Linked DNA regions of Homo sapiens: region 2 is linked to region 1. The links are chromatin contacts, found by Hi-C or POLR2A ChIA-PET in ENCODE. All regions are on one chromosome and are shown on one strand. The core of a region is the stretch at or near the end of the contact, and the rest is flanking DNA. Distances in the headings are between cores, read along the strand shown.

What was found. A loop is a pair of places that touch in the nucleus more often than their neighbours do. ChIA-PET counts read pairs that join two places held with the same protein, here RNA polymerase II (POLR2A). Pooled maps may share reads with other maps.
Region 2: a loop to region 1 is called in a pooled map, with 5 times the contacts of the local background. The contact joins the promoter of COX8A here to the promoter of FTH1 in region 1. A Hi-C loop is called at or near these places in 1 of 37 single-sample maps with no recorded cell type and 5 of 50 pooled maps. POLR2A ChIA-PET finds 5 or more read pairs at or near these places in 1 of 52 experiments (IMR-90).

The regions. Positions count from the first base shown.
Region 1 is chr11:61,966,121-61,973,507 of GRCh38, forward strand. It overlaps FTH1 (ferritin heavy chain 1), which reads right to left and starts at 1,514. Exons shown (of 4, transcript NM_002032.3): 1 at 1,192-1,514. The coding sequence starts at 1,305. LOC399900 (a long non-coding RNA gene) reads left to right here and starts at 1,174. Exons shown (of 1, transcript NR_187560.1): 1 at 1,174-2,759. RefSeq lists silencers at 1,041-1,240, 1,511-1,860, enhancers at 2,381-2,450, 2,571-2,620, 5,757-6,051, 5,855-5,999, 6,663-6,842 and cis regulatory regions at 5,486-6,245, 5,491-6,002, 5,922-5,932.
Region 2 is chr11:63,970,389-63,977,236 of GRCh38, forward strand. COX8A (cytochrome c oxidase subunit 8A) reads left to right here and starts at 4,232. Exons shown (of 2, transcript NM_004074.3): 1 at 4,232-4,406; 2 at 5,837-6,155. The coding sequence starts at 4,293. The coding sequence ends at 5,932. It also overlaps the pseudogene RNU6-45P. RefSeq lists an enhancer at 4,146-4,585.

The sequences.
Region 1 (7,387 bases), core at 264-2,763:
AAAAATAGCTGGGCGTGGTGGCGTGCGCCTGTAATTCCAGCTACTCAGGAGCCTGAGGTAAGAGAATCACTTGAACCCAGGAGGCGGAGGCTGCAGTGAGCCGAGATCGCGCCACTGCACTCCAGCCTGGGCGACAGAGCGAGACTCTGTCTCTCACACACACACACAAATTAAAAACCCCCATGCAAGGTGGCAAATGTGGACAGTATGTTGATGTAAACATACTTTTATAATAGTTATATCACAAAAATTTGATTTTCAGTTTTAGACATTTGATGTAGTCAAGTGTTTGTGAAAGGCAGTGACAGTCACAGAAATACAGGCCTGTTTTCAAATCCATTTGGAACACATTTATTCTTGGGATAGTTTGGACAATCACAAGGCAATTCTAAGGAAGACTCCCACGACACTGCCTAAGACCAAGATTTGGGAAAACTGATTCCACTGATCACTGAAAAATTTCTTGCCCAGTAACTGTCGGTGGACTTTATCCAAGAACTGGGGGTTCAATTAGTAGGCCAAACTCCACACCTCTTACAGTAAGATACATAAAAGATAAATTAGGTCCCCTAGGCGCAAGGTCAGGTGACACTTCGGTGACTGCAGAAGGGGCGATTCCTAGAGATATGCTTCAAAGCAAGTGGGACTTAGAGATAAGCAGAGCCGAGAGGTGGATACGGCTGCTCGAGAGGGATCTACCCACAAGATAAGCCACCTCCCGCCAGCCCCCAAGGTTTGCTATTCGACACCGTTACCCAGCAGCTCCGCCACACACAGGCGGACGGGAGCTGGATACCTAAGCAAAAAACGCTGGCATTTAGGGCCAAATGCCGGAGGCAGAGGAAAAGATGGGAAAGCAAAACTCCACCTTCCTAACCGCAGGATTGATCACACAGGCTGGCAGTCTTGCAACCCCAGGATTTCAGGACACCAAGGTCTCCTTAAAAAAGAAGGGTGTGCAGAGGCGGCCCTGGCCTAGGAGGGAGCATTCTCAGGGTACAGCCGAGAAGAACCAGCTGCCCCGACTTTCTGCGCCAGAGAAGTCCTCGGAAACCTCGAGCAGCCTCCATTTTCCAGAAGGGCGCAGGGAGGCGGGAGAGCCCGCGGGTGGCCACACCCCCGGCCCGCCCCAGCGCGCGCCCCGGGAACCGCGCCCGGCCCCCGCCACCGCTTAGGCCCGCCCGCGCTCACCATGGACAGGTAAACGTAGGAGGCGTAGAGCTCCAGGTTGATCTGGCGGTTGATGGCGGCCTCTGAGTCCTGGTGGTAGTTCTGGCGCACCTGCGAGGTGGACGCGGTCGTCATGGCGGCGACTAAGGAGAGGCGGCGGCGGCGGCGGTGGCTGCGCGGCGCTGGAGCGGCGGCGGGGGCCTTGGGGCAGTCCGAGGGTGCGGTGAAGAGGTGACGGAGGGCTGGCTATGGGCGGCCGGCCGGGGTGGGGAACGAGCGCCGGGTTCCGTCCAAGCACTGTTGAAGCAGGAAACCCCGACGACTCTCGGCGAAGAACGTCTGGCCCTGCGGGTCGCTTGTGGTCTCTTATAGCCGCGTCGGCGTCAGGCCCGCCCCGGCCAATCAGCGCCGCCCGCCCCGAGCCCGCTCCTTCCGGTGGGCGCGGGACCCCGCCCCTGCTGTGGGGGAGGGGCGGCCGCTGGAGGCCCTCGCGCGCTCTGGCGGAGCTCGGGAGCGGGGACCGGTAGCCGACTGCCTCTGGGACAGCGGTGGCGTCTCTGTGCCCGTTTAGTGGAGTTGGAGGGAAGCTGCGAGGAGGCGCAGGAAGTCCACCTCAGAACCCCCCCCCCGGTCTAGGGGCGCCCGGGCGTTGGAACCGGCGGGGGAAGGGTGCGGGGGCGCATGGGGTGATCCTGATTCGGCTCCCATTTTCCCGAACGGGCACCCTGAGGCTCCTGGCCCGGGGCATGGTGTTAGAAATCATAGCTGCGGAGAAGCCCTTGTGACACCTTGCTGCAGATTGGGAAGCTGCAGATGATTGGGAAGGTGGAAGGTGGAGACGCGGTCCTTAGGTGGTCGAGCGCATTTTCTCTTCCTCAGAGTCCAGGAAGGAGCGCGATGGAGAAGTGGGGCGCACGGCGGGTTTCGGGTCCGCCCCTGCCCTTCCGACTCCTCCGACCACGTCTGCCTTTGGCTGAAAGCAAATATGGCTCCGTGTGCGGTTTCTGCAACAAAGGCTGGGCGGGCCGGGTTTCCCTAGGGATGGGGACCGCCTCCCCGGGGAGTCGTGGGGGTGAGCCACCGGGGCCTCCGAGAGAATCGCTGGTGTCGCTTCGCACCCAAGGGACACATCTCGGGTTAGAAAGGAGAAACGACGTGGATCTAAAGGCGAAGCCCATGCTGAGGACTTTTCAAAATGGCCTCTTATCGGCCCCACTCACAGGAGCTTCAGGCTTCGGTGGCCCTGTAGGACAACCCTGGGGTGTCATTGGAGAGAAGCTGACGGGGTTAATGGCGGGTGACAGGTGAAAGAGACCCCGGAGGGGTGGGGCCGGTGTGTGTGGCTAAGCTGAGTCCCAGGCACAGGGTGGATGTGAATTTATGGGTGGCAGAGCTAGAGCTAGGCCCTGCCCTTACCTAGGTCCTGGCTTCGAGGTCCACTGTTCTGTCGCGTCTTTTGACGCATCGGTGGAAGAACTGAATTTCAGGATGCTCACAAACCTGCAGCTGGAAGCTAGACTTCCAAACCTTAGTTTAAAAAAGCAACTCTACTGAAATACTAAAATAAATTGCCGACGGAATTAGGGTGATTTCTTGTTCACGGTTTCATTTAAAAATGCACCTATGTTATTTACAGGAAAAACGTTTTAGTGGTGCTAGAGCTACAAGAATAAGGTAAACAGAAGGATGCTGCTAGACCAGGAGTACCTTACCCAGTCTGGGATAGGAGGAGGTCGGGGAAGCCCTCCCTAAGCAAGACACGTGAGCTGAGTTTGAAGAAAAAGTTAAAAGGAAGGTGAAGTGCGGGAGAGAAACAGGGAAGGGAATTTGGAGCAGAGTGAACAGCATATGCAAAGGTGTGGAAATGTGGAAATGCATGGCCTGTTAAAGCTGCCTTAAGAAAATATGTTGCCTGGGGCTGGGCGCGGTGGCTCATGCCTGTAATCCCAGCATTTTGGGAGGCCGAGGCGGGCGGATCACTTGAGGTCGGAGTTGGAGATCAGCCTGGCTAACTAACATGGCTAAACCCTTCTCTACTGAAAATACAAAAATTAGCCGGGCGTGGTGGCATGCGCCTGTAATCCTAGCTATTCTGGAGGCTGAGGCAGGAGAATCGCTTGAACCTGGGAGGCGGAGGTTGCAGTGAGCCGAGATCGCGCCTTTGCACTCCAGCCTGGAAGACAAAACAAAACTCCGTCTCAAAAAAAAAAAAAAAAAAGAAAGAAAGAAAGAATGTTGGCCTGGAAAGTACAGTTTATGTTGGGGGATGCTGGTTAGGGTGGAGAATAGGGGCAAGATCGGGCAGGGTTGTGTTCCATAAAAAGAGGTTAAACTTGATCCTAGAGACAGCATAGAGACACCTCATTAGCTTTGTTTTTAGAAACCTTACACTGGGAATCTCTTAGGATAAGAGTATAGCAAAGTCACCATATATAGGATCCAAAGCTTTCCTTTATAACAGTAACCACCAGTTAGAAAATATGGGGAAAAAAGAATGGAAAAAAAAATGTTTTTCACTTACATTGACAACAAAAGCTTAAAGTACCTTGGAATAAAGTTAACAAGAAATATATAGAAAAAACTATAAATGCTTACTGCTGGACAAAAAATTCAAAAAGCCTAGCATAAATGAAGAGGTACCATATTCCCAAATGGTCGGTCAATCTTCATTCTGTAAAGATGTCAGTTTCCCCAAATAAGCATAAATTCACTGCAATTTCCATAAGAGGCAGTTTTTTGTTTTTGTTTTTCCTCAGCCATTACTGTCTCTGGGACAGTATTTTTTTTTTTTTTGAAACTTCACAAAATGATTCTAAAGTTCATTTGGAGGAGTCAGTGTGTTGATAGATTTGCATTTGGTGCTATAATAAAGGTACAGTAAAGTGCTATAAGCAGTATGGTACTGGCACAGGAAGAGATGACTAGATTAATGCAACAAAATAGTCCTGCCCCCCTATTATGAGAACTTGGTATATGCTAAACTGTTGTGTCACATTAGGGAAGAAAGAATGGGTTTAACAAATTATGTTGAAACAATTGACAGTCATGTGGAGAAAAGTGACTCACTCAGTATTTAAAAATACATTCCAGATAGATTAAAAATCCAAGCCTTAAAAAAAGTATAAAGTTTTGAGAAGAATATATACAAGATTATTTTTATAATTTTGGGGTAGGGAATGTTCTTCTGAGGCTGTCAGAAGCCGTAAAAGTACAGTTGGCAGGTTTGCCTATTTAAAAATGAAAAGCTGTAAGACAAAAGATGTTGTAAACAAGGTTAAAACAGAGATGACAAATTGGGATGATATTTGTAGCTCATGTAAGTGATGAAGATTAGGAACTATAATATATATTTGTATGTTTAATGAAGTACTATGTATGTGTCACACCTTTTTTTTTGAGATGGAGTTTTGCCCTTGTTGCCCAGGCTGGAGTGCAGTGGCTTGATCTCGGCTCACTGCAACCTCCACCTCCCGGGTTCAAGAGATCCTCCTGCCACAGCCTCCCAAGTAGCTGGGACTACAGGTGCCTACCACCACACCTGGCTGATTTTTGTGTTTTTAATAGAGACGGGGTTTCACCATGTTGGCCAGGCTGGTCTCGAACTCCTGACCTCAAGTGATCCACCTGCCTCGGCCTCCCAAAGTGCTGGGATTACAGGCATGACCCACCGCACCTGGCCTTATGAGACCCTTTTGATTGCCTGCGCTGGTGCTGTAGATGGTAAGCTCCTGGAAGGCAGGCATTGTTTCTGTCTTGTCTCTGCACTCCCAGCTTTTTGCAAATTGCTTGTTACTTGGTGCCCAGTATCTGTTGCATGAACAGATGGATTCATGATTGAATGTGGAGGATGGATGAGAGTGAGGCTAGAGGGCTGGGCACCAGTCAGGAGGCAGCAGCCTTAGTTATTAGTGAGCAGAGAAGATAGAACACAGATTTGACAGATCTGGAGAAGATCAAATGAACAGACTGATTGGCGAAAGTCGGGGGCCAGGGGTGGGCAGTGTGTAAGAGATCTCTCAGCTTTATGATTTGGTAGGCCTGGCTGCTGCTGCCATTCCCTGAGCCAAGGAGCACAGGAGGAAATGAAGGTTTCGGGGAAAGCCCTTGGGGAAGGCCTGCTTGGTTTTGGACTAGATGTGCTGAGTTTCCAGGCTTCCGGGATGTCCAGGGGGACAAAGCCAGCATGAAGCTCTCGGACCCACTGGAGGGAAGTCGGTCTGCTGCAGGGAGTAGGTTTCCTGAATCAGTGTTGGCTCCATGCTTGGCTAAACATGCATGTAGCTGCAGTGAACATCGCAGCAAGACTGAGGGACAGCTTGTGCTGTAGAAGGTCATTGGGAGGAGGCTGGCTGGGAACAATGGAAGGGAAATCTATTGGTGGGGGAGTGTGAGTGTGTGTGTGTGTTTATGATTGTTTATATGATTGCTTGTGTCCGTTCCCTACTTTCTGGTAACTTGAGGTGTCAGAACTGCAATGTCTAAGCCTTTAGATTCTTCCGAAGCTGTGGCCTGGTCTTGGGACCTTTGTTGACCAGGGTTCTACCTCCCCCACCCTCCAGCTCAGCTCCTCGTGACTTGGAGGCAGCAGAGAGTTTGGCTGGTCTCCCAGGACAGCCGCCTCCCAGGGCCAGGAGTGGCGGGAGGGACCTCAGATGAGAGAAGAGCCAAGCCGGTGGTTTCTGGAGGTTCAGCACATCCTGGAGCAGGAGGGGGCGGTGGTGGGGGTTGCGGTGGAGAGTTGCTGTCCCACCGTGACTCAGCACTCTGCTAGGCTGGGCTTGGGCTCAAAAAGTGCTTTGTCATGGAGGAGAAGAGCAGTCATAAGACCTGGAGGGCTGTGGCTTCACTGTGGAGGGAGGGAGGGAGGGAGGGAGGGAGGGAGGGAGAGTGTCCCCCTCCCCCCATTTCCTAATGGGACAAAGTCCAGAGGCCGGACTGGGAACAAAGGGGTCTGAGATCACTCAGGGGGGCCTCTGATGGTGTTTTTGCTGGCAAGCCTAGGTGTCACTTTTCCTACCTATCCCTCGCTCAGTGCCTTCCCGCCGCATGGGGAATTCTCAATAGATGTTGGGTCCCTTTCTCTTCTAGGGATTGTTATTGTGTAGTCACAATTTAGGATCCACAGCTAGGAAATCATAGACCCCCCACAAATTTTAAGGCTTTGGAAAGGACGTTAGAGCTTCCAAATCATCATGTTTTACAGATAAGGTGAGACCCAAAAAAGGTTAGGCTTGCCCAAAGCCGTAGAGTCACTGGCTGAAACACAAGCTGAAAACTAGGACAGGGCACATGATGGAACCCCGCATGGCCATTAAATACAGTAAGTGTGTTTAATAAGTGTGTTGCTGGAATGTGTGTGTGCAGGAATGCTATGTGAAAAGGCCAGACCCCAAACCGTTCCACAGGCTGATTGCAACAAAGAAAAACCTCAGGGCTGGAGACATAGATGAGGATTGGGAGAGAATGGGTTACGTGGTATTTTAACTGAAGAGCTGATGTTTTAAATGTCTGGGATTTCCCCTGAAGTGAAGTGAAGTAAAGCAGGAAATTCGAGTTTTGAAATTCAGACCAAAGGAAAAACAATACTAAATCAGTATTTGGGTACATTTCTGGATGATGCAATCATACTCACAGAGCTTGTCCTGAAATCATTTCTTGAAAACCCTTGAGGCCATGTAAACTCAGAGTCTAGGTACTTGGAATCCCCCGCTTCCAGAAGGTTAACGAGAGCCACAGCCTGCGATGTTTGAGGACAACTGTGAATGGAAGGCAAGGCCCATTTTTGAATGCTAACTCAGGCCTCACTGCACTCCAGACTTCTGCCAGAGACCCTATCACATGCCCTAGCTATGTGTTTACCTCCTGGCTGGACTTTGAAGTTTTAAGCTGTGTCCCCAACCCTGGCACAGCCCGGGGGTCCCTCCAGTTGTAGCAGTTTGCAGCTCTGTACCTCTTCTCTGGAATGGTCATGCCCAGCAGAGCATCGGCTCTCTACCTTTGGACTAGCGGCTCCTGGAGATCAAGGGTCTTGCCTTTAACAGTCCCCAGCTGTATCCTTCCCAGTGAGCCCCTGGGATATGCACACAGTGAAGAGGCCACGTGGCCTCTCTGAACTTTGATTCCTGTATTATTTATGGTATCTGAAGCCAGCCCTCTCCCATGCTACCTTGAGTACCCGCTCTGGGCGCCCTCTTTACCACAGTTCCCGTTGCACCCC
Region 2 (6,848 bases), core at 2,982-5,481, 2.0 Mb after region 1:
AGGCAGAGTTTGCAGTGAGCTGAGATGGTACCACGGCTCACCAGCCTGGGCTACAGAGCGAGACTCTGTCTAAAAAAAAAAGTGCTCGCTTTGGCAGCACATGTACTAAAATTGGAACGATACAGAGAAGATTAGCATGGCCCTTGTGCAAGGATGACACGCAAATTCGTGAAGCGTTCCATATTTTTGAAGGGATTACAAACCAAGAGATACAAGTGGCTTCTAGAAATTAGAAAATAAAAGGTAATGGATTCTGCCCTGGAGCCGTGACAAGAAATACTGGCCTTCTGACATCTTGATTTTATATTTCTGATCTTTAGAACTGTAAGAAAATGAATTTGTGTTGTTGTAAGCCAAAAGCAAACAAACAAAAAACTAGAATGGGGTGGGGAAGGTGAGGGAGCGATGAAGAGGGATGAGCTTGGGGCCTGGGAACACATCCCTCCAGAGGAAGCTCAGACACAGCTCCCCTTCTAGGGCACCGCGAGTTCATTGCAACCTTGCTGTGACACCACCCCCCCGCCCCACCACCATGGAAGAGAAACCATGGGCTGAGGTTTCTCTTCCAAAGCTCCTGTTTCTCAATCTCTTGCCATCCCATCGCCACCCCCTGCCACAGCCTTTGATGTTATTAACCTCAATGTCAAAACTGGAACTTCTGGGAAGTCCACCTCTGCAGCAGCATGTGTGGTGGCTAAAAGCATGGCTTTTGGAGGCAACAGAACTGCCCTGTAATCCTGGCAAGGCAGCCTTGTAGCTTCATGATCTTGATCAAGTCACCTGACTCTTCAGGCCTATTTCCTCATTTGTAAAAAATTCGAAATAGGGCAGGCGCAGTGGCTCCCGCCTGTAATCCCAGCATTTTGAGAGGCCACAGTGGGAGGATTGCTTGAGCCCAGGAGTTCAAGACTAGCCTGGGCAACATAGTGGGACCCTGCCTCTACAAAAAATAAAAAGCCAGGTATGGTGGTGTGTGCCTGTAGTCCCCAACTACTCGGGAAACTGAAGCAAGAGGATCACTTGAGCCTGGGAGGTCGAGGCTGCAGTGAGGTGTGGTCGTGACACTTCACTCCAGCCTAGGCGACAGAGCAAGACACTGTCTCAAAATAAAATAATTGAAATAATAATAGCATCTATTTCATGACATTATTGTAAACCTGGAATGAGATTGTACCATTAAGACCTGGCCCAGGGGCTGGTCCCACACCCCCTTTCTCATGTGCCTTCTACCTAGTTCAATACTGTTCAGCCTCCTGCAGTTTATAAACATTCTGAGTGTCTGGTTGGAAACAGTGGTGAACCAACACAGGCTCTGCCCTCAGGTGGCCCCTAGTCTTGATGGAGACCCACCATGTGGGGCAGGGCTGACACAGGTGTTGCTGGGCACAGAGGAGACACAGGCTTGGGGTGACCAGCGAAGGCATCCTGAGTAGTGCCACCCCACATATCTTCCTAGCACATCATGGTTTTATTTTCACCGTGACACTTACACAATAGTTTCTAATTAAGTGCCTGTTTATTGTCTGTTTTTTCCCTCCAGAAGTCAGCTTTGTGACAAGAAACTCTATCCACCTCGTTCATACTGGTGTCTACAATAGTTCCTAACACACAGTAGAGGCTAATAAATATTCACTGAATAAAGTAAGTGGTATCATTAACTGGAAGCCAGGAAGCAGGAGTTAGCATGGTGAAAAAGGCAGCCTGCATAGGAGCTGAAAAAATGAACATAAAATGCAGAAGCAACGCCGGGCACAGTGGCTCATGCCTGTAATCCCAGCACTTTGGGAGGCTGAGGCGGGCAGATGACATGAGGCCAGGAGTTCAAGACCAGCCTGGCCAACATGGCGAAACCCTGTCGCTATTAAAAATGCAAAAATTAGCCGGGTGTGGTGGCATACACCTGTAATCCCAGCTGCTTGGGAGGCTGAGGCAGGAGAATCGCTTGAGCCAGGGAGGTGGAGGTTGCAGTGAGCTGATATTGCACCACTGCACTCCAGCCTGGGTGATGCATGTCTCAAAAACAAAACCCAAAGTGCAGAGGCAAGGCCAGGTGCCCTGACAAATGCCTGTAATCCCAGCACTTTGGGAGGCTGATCTGGGTGGATCGCTTCAGCTCACGAGTTTGAGACTAGCCTGACTAACATAGCAAGACCCCCCTCCAGCTCTACAAACACTACAAAAATTAGGCTGGGCGCTGTGGCTCATGCCTGTAATCCCAGCACCTTGGGAGGCCAAGGTGGGTGGATCGCCTGAAGTCAGGAGTTCGAGACCAGCCTGGCCAACATGGTGAAACCTTGTCTCTACTAAAAATACAAAAAATAGCCGGGCATGGTGGCAGATGCCTGTAATCCCAGCTACTCAGGAGGCTGAGGCAGGAGAATTGCTTGAACCCGGGAGGCGGAGGTTGCAGAGAGCCAAGATAGTGCCACTGCACTCCAGCCTGGGCAACAGCGCAAGACTCTATTTCAAAAAAAAAAAAAAAAAAAAAAAGCCAGGCATGGTGGTGGGCACCTGTAATCCCAGCTACTTGGGAGGCTGAGGTGGGAGGTTGGCTTGAGTCTGGGAGGTGGAGGTTGCAAGGCTGCAGTGAGCCGAGATCACACCACACTCCACTCCAGCCTGGGCTTAGAGCTAGACCTTGTCTCAACATCAATAACAAAATGCAGAGTGCATTTTGAATGCAACAAAAGGCTTGTTGGTGGAAATCAGAGAGCAGGGTCGAAGGTGTGGAATATTGAAGAGTTTTGAGAGTTGAGGCTGGACAGTGACATCCGGGAATTGGGATTTTGACTAGGAAGCAATGGGGAGCCACTGAAAGTATATGACTTGGTCAGATTTAGGTTTAAAAAACCAAGAAGGAAGGGATGGGGGAGGGAGAGAGAGTGATAGGGTAGGAAGGAAGGGAAGTTGGCTGCTCCAGCATGGTAACTGGAATTGAAGAGTGTAATAGTAATTGAGGGAGGTTTGGTTACTAGGTCAGTGTCAGGAATTCTCAACAAAAACGACGGAGGCCTGGTGGAGAGGAGGGGACTCTCAATAGAGAGATTTTTTTTTTTTTTTTTTTTTGAGACGGAGTCTTGCTGTGTCGCCCAGGCTGGAGTGCAGTGGCGTGATCTCAGCTCACTGCAACCTCTGCCTACCGGGTTCAAGCAGTTCTCCTGCCTCAGCCTCCCTAGTAGCTGAGATTACAGGCATCTACCACCATGCCTGGCTATTTTTTGTATTCTTAGTCGAGATGGAGTCTCACCATGTTGGCCAGGCTGCTTTCGAACTTTTTTTATTGTTGTTTTTTATTTTTGAGATGGAGTTTCGCTCTTGTGGCCCAGTCTGGACTGCAATGGCTCAATCTCGGCTCACTGCAACTTCCGTCTCCTGGGTTCAGCAATTCTCCTGACTCAGCCTCCCGAGTAGCTGGAATTACAGGCGCCCACCACCATGCCCAGCTAATTTTTGTATTTTTAGTAGAGACGGGGTTTCACCATGTTGGCCAGTCTGGTCTCGAACTGTTGACCTCAGGTGATCCACCCGCCTCGGCCTCCCAAAATGTTGGGATTACAAGCGTGAGCCACTGCGCCCGGCCAATTTTTGTATTTTTCGTAGAGATGGGGTTTCACCATGCTGGCAAGACTGGTCTCAAACTCCTGACCTCAGATGATCTACCGGCCCCGGCCTCCCAAAGTGTTGGGATTACATGCGTGAGCCACTGCGCCCGGCCAATTTTTGTATTTTTCGTAGAGATGGGGTTTCACCATGCTGGCAAGACTGGTGTCAAACTCCTGACCTCAGATGATCTACCCGCCCCGGCCTCCCAAAGTGCTGGGATTAGAGGCGTGAGCCAACGCGCCCAGCCCGTACTTTTTTTTTTTTAGTACAGACGGCCTCCCAAAAGTTCTGAGATTACGGGCGTGAGCCACCACGCCCAGCCTGAATAGAGAGAGATTTAACAGTATGAATGAAGGGAGGAGTCAAGAACAGTTTAGGCTTCTCGCGTACATGATTGGGTGGCCCCAGATGTCATTCACAAGTATAAGCCTTGGAGGCGGAACATAACTCGAAGAAGAGCCCTTTTGTGCTCCGCCCATAGCGTAGGAAGGTGTCAATTGGCTGTTTCGAGGAACGCGCCAAAAACTGCCAAGGGCTGTGGGAGGTGTGTTCTTGCGTCATTTCCGAGAGACTTCCGCGCCGCAGTTTCCCTGCTTCCCCAGCTCCAGAACTTCCGGCCAGCGCAGCCATTTTGGCTTCCTGACCTTGGGCTACGGCTGACCGTTTTTTGTGGTGTACTCCGTGCCATCATGTCCGTCCTGACGCCGCTGCTGCTGCGGGGCTTGACAGGCTCGGCCCGGCGGCTCCCAGTGCCGCGCGCCAAGATCCATTCGTTGCCGCCGGAGGGGAAGCTTGGGATCATGGTGAGGAACGGGCCTGGAAGAGCGCGGGAGGCGCCGTGGGCTGACCCCTTCTGCCTAGCTGACCTCAGGTGGTCCTGAGAATGCCTCGCGCCCCGCAGCGTAGCGGGGAGCAGCAGTGCCGGTTTGGGCATGTCTGGAGGGCGCGAACGACGGGGACAGTGCCCGGGCGACAGTCGGGGCTGTCGGCGTTAGGTCTTTCCCCACAGCCCCAGGATCTCGGGTCTGGTCCTGTCAGGCCCTCCCTCTCCTGTCGCCTCCTCGCTGCGCCGCCTCCTGCCGACTTCTTTAGCCGCTCTGAGCCCATTTTCTCGTTGGTTCACTGGGGGATGCCTGACGCTGTCAGCGACGAAAATGGTTGTTACTGCTATTTATTTTATTTTATTTTATTTTACTTATTTATTTTGAGACGGGTTCTCGCTCTGTCGCCAGGCTGGAGTGCAGTGGCGCGATCTCGGCTCACTGCAGCCTCCGACTCCCGGGTTCAAGCGATTCTCCTGCCTCAGCCTCCCGAATAGCTGGGACTACAGGCGCGTGCCACCATGCCCAACTAAATTTTGTATTTTTAGTAGAGACGGGGTTTCACCATGTTGGCCAGGATGGTCTCGATCTCTTGACCTCGTGATCCGCCTGCCTCAACCTCCCAAAGTGCTGGGATTACAGGCGTGAGCCACTGCGCCCGGCCTGGGAGGGGGTTTTCAGGCAAGGAAGGATAGGTATCGTTTTGGAGTTACTGGCCCATGCAAGGATCCTGGGTCTTAACATACAGGCTTTGCTTTTTTTGTTTGTTGTTTGTTTTTTTGAGACGGAGTCTTGCTCTGTCACCCAGGCTGGAGTGCAGTGGTGCGATCTCGGCTTACTGCAACCTCCGCCTCCCAGGTTTAAGCCAAGCCATTCTCCTGCCTCAGTCTCCCGAGTAGCTGGGATCACAGGCGCCCGCCACCACTCCCGGCTAATTTTTTGTATTTTTAGTAGAGACGGGGTTTCACCATGTTGGTCAGGCTGGTCTCTAACTCCTGACCTTGTGATCCGCCCGCCTTGGCCTCCCAAATTGCTGGGATTACAGGTGTGAGCCACCATGCCCGGCCCAGACCAGCTTTAAAACAGGTTTCAATAAATCCTGCTTCCTGTCCCTTCCTTTACCATCTGGTGGTGCATTTCTCCCTGAACCCTAACCCCAGCTGTCTCTCCTTCCTCTCACTCTTCCCCCTCCTTATAACTGACCCTTTACCTCAAGGGTTAGCGTAGCTTTGGACCTGCTCTGTCTGCTCCGTGGAGCGTGGATTCCTTTAACGTGAGGATGCGGGGCCTCCCACTTGCCTCTGAGTCCTGGCTCCCTGAGCGGGGCTTTCTGCTGCCTGGGAACTGCAAGGACTTAGAGAGCCTAGGGGAATACTGACTCCGAGGTGCCTTCTTTCTTGTGCTCTGTGTAGGAATTGGCCGTTGGGCTTACCTCCTGCTTCGTGACCTTCCTCCTGCCAGCGGGCTGGATCCTGTCACACCTGGAGACCTACAGGAGGCCAGAGTGAAGGGGTCCGTTCTGTCCCTCACACTGTGACCTGACCAGCCCCACCGGCCCATCCTGGTCATGTTACTGCATTTGTGGCCGGCCTCCCCTGGATCATGTCATTCAATTCCAGTCACCTCTTCTGCAATCATGACCTCTTGATGTCTCCATGGTGACCTCCTTGGGGGTCACTGACCCTGCTTGGTGGGGTCCCCCTTGTAACAATAAAATCTATTTAAACTTTACTTCAGAAATTCATTGTGCCTTCCCTCCTGCCTGGGCTCATGCCTCCACTGGCACTGGGTGGAGGTGTGGAGAAGAGCGCCCGGCTGGCTGCCCTGTGGTAGGTTTTGTGTGCCTCAGCTGGACTCCTCGTGTGCTTCTGTACCTTTAAATGGTGCCTGGCTTCCTGGGAAGACAAAGCCTGTTGTCATTGTGCAGCTTTTCTGGCTCATCCCCTCCAGCTCCCTTGTTTGTGCAAAGCCCAATGGGCGTGTATGTGTCTGTGTGTGTGTGTGTGTGTGTGTGTGTGTGTGTGTGTGTGTGTCCCACTGGGGCTGGATCTTCAGCTAGAAGCCTTTCCTCTAAGGGGCCAGCCTTCTCTGGTCTTCCTTTTTGGTGGACTTCATTTCTTAGGTGCTGGTGCCCTTCCTAATTGGGGGTAGGGACTTTGCAGAATCTTGGCTTTTTTTTTTTTTTTTTTTTTTTTTTGAGACTGACTCCTGCTCTGTTGCCCAGGCTGGAGTGCAGTGATGCGATCTCGGCTCACTGCAACCTCCGCCTCTCAGGTTCAAGGGATTCTGCTGTTTCAGCCTCCTGAGGCATTACAGGCACCCACTACCACGCCCGGCTAATTTTTTTTTGTATTTTTAGTAGAGACGAGGTTTCACCATGTTGGCCAGGCTGGTCTCGAACTCCTCCTGACCTCAAGTGATCCA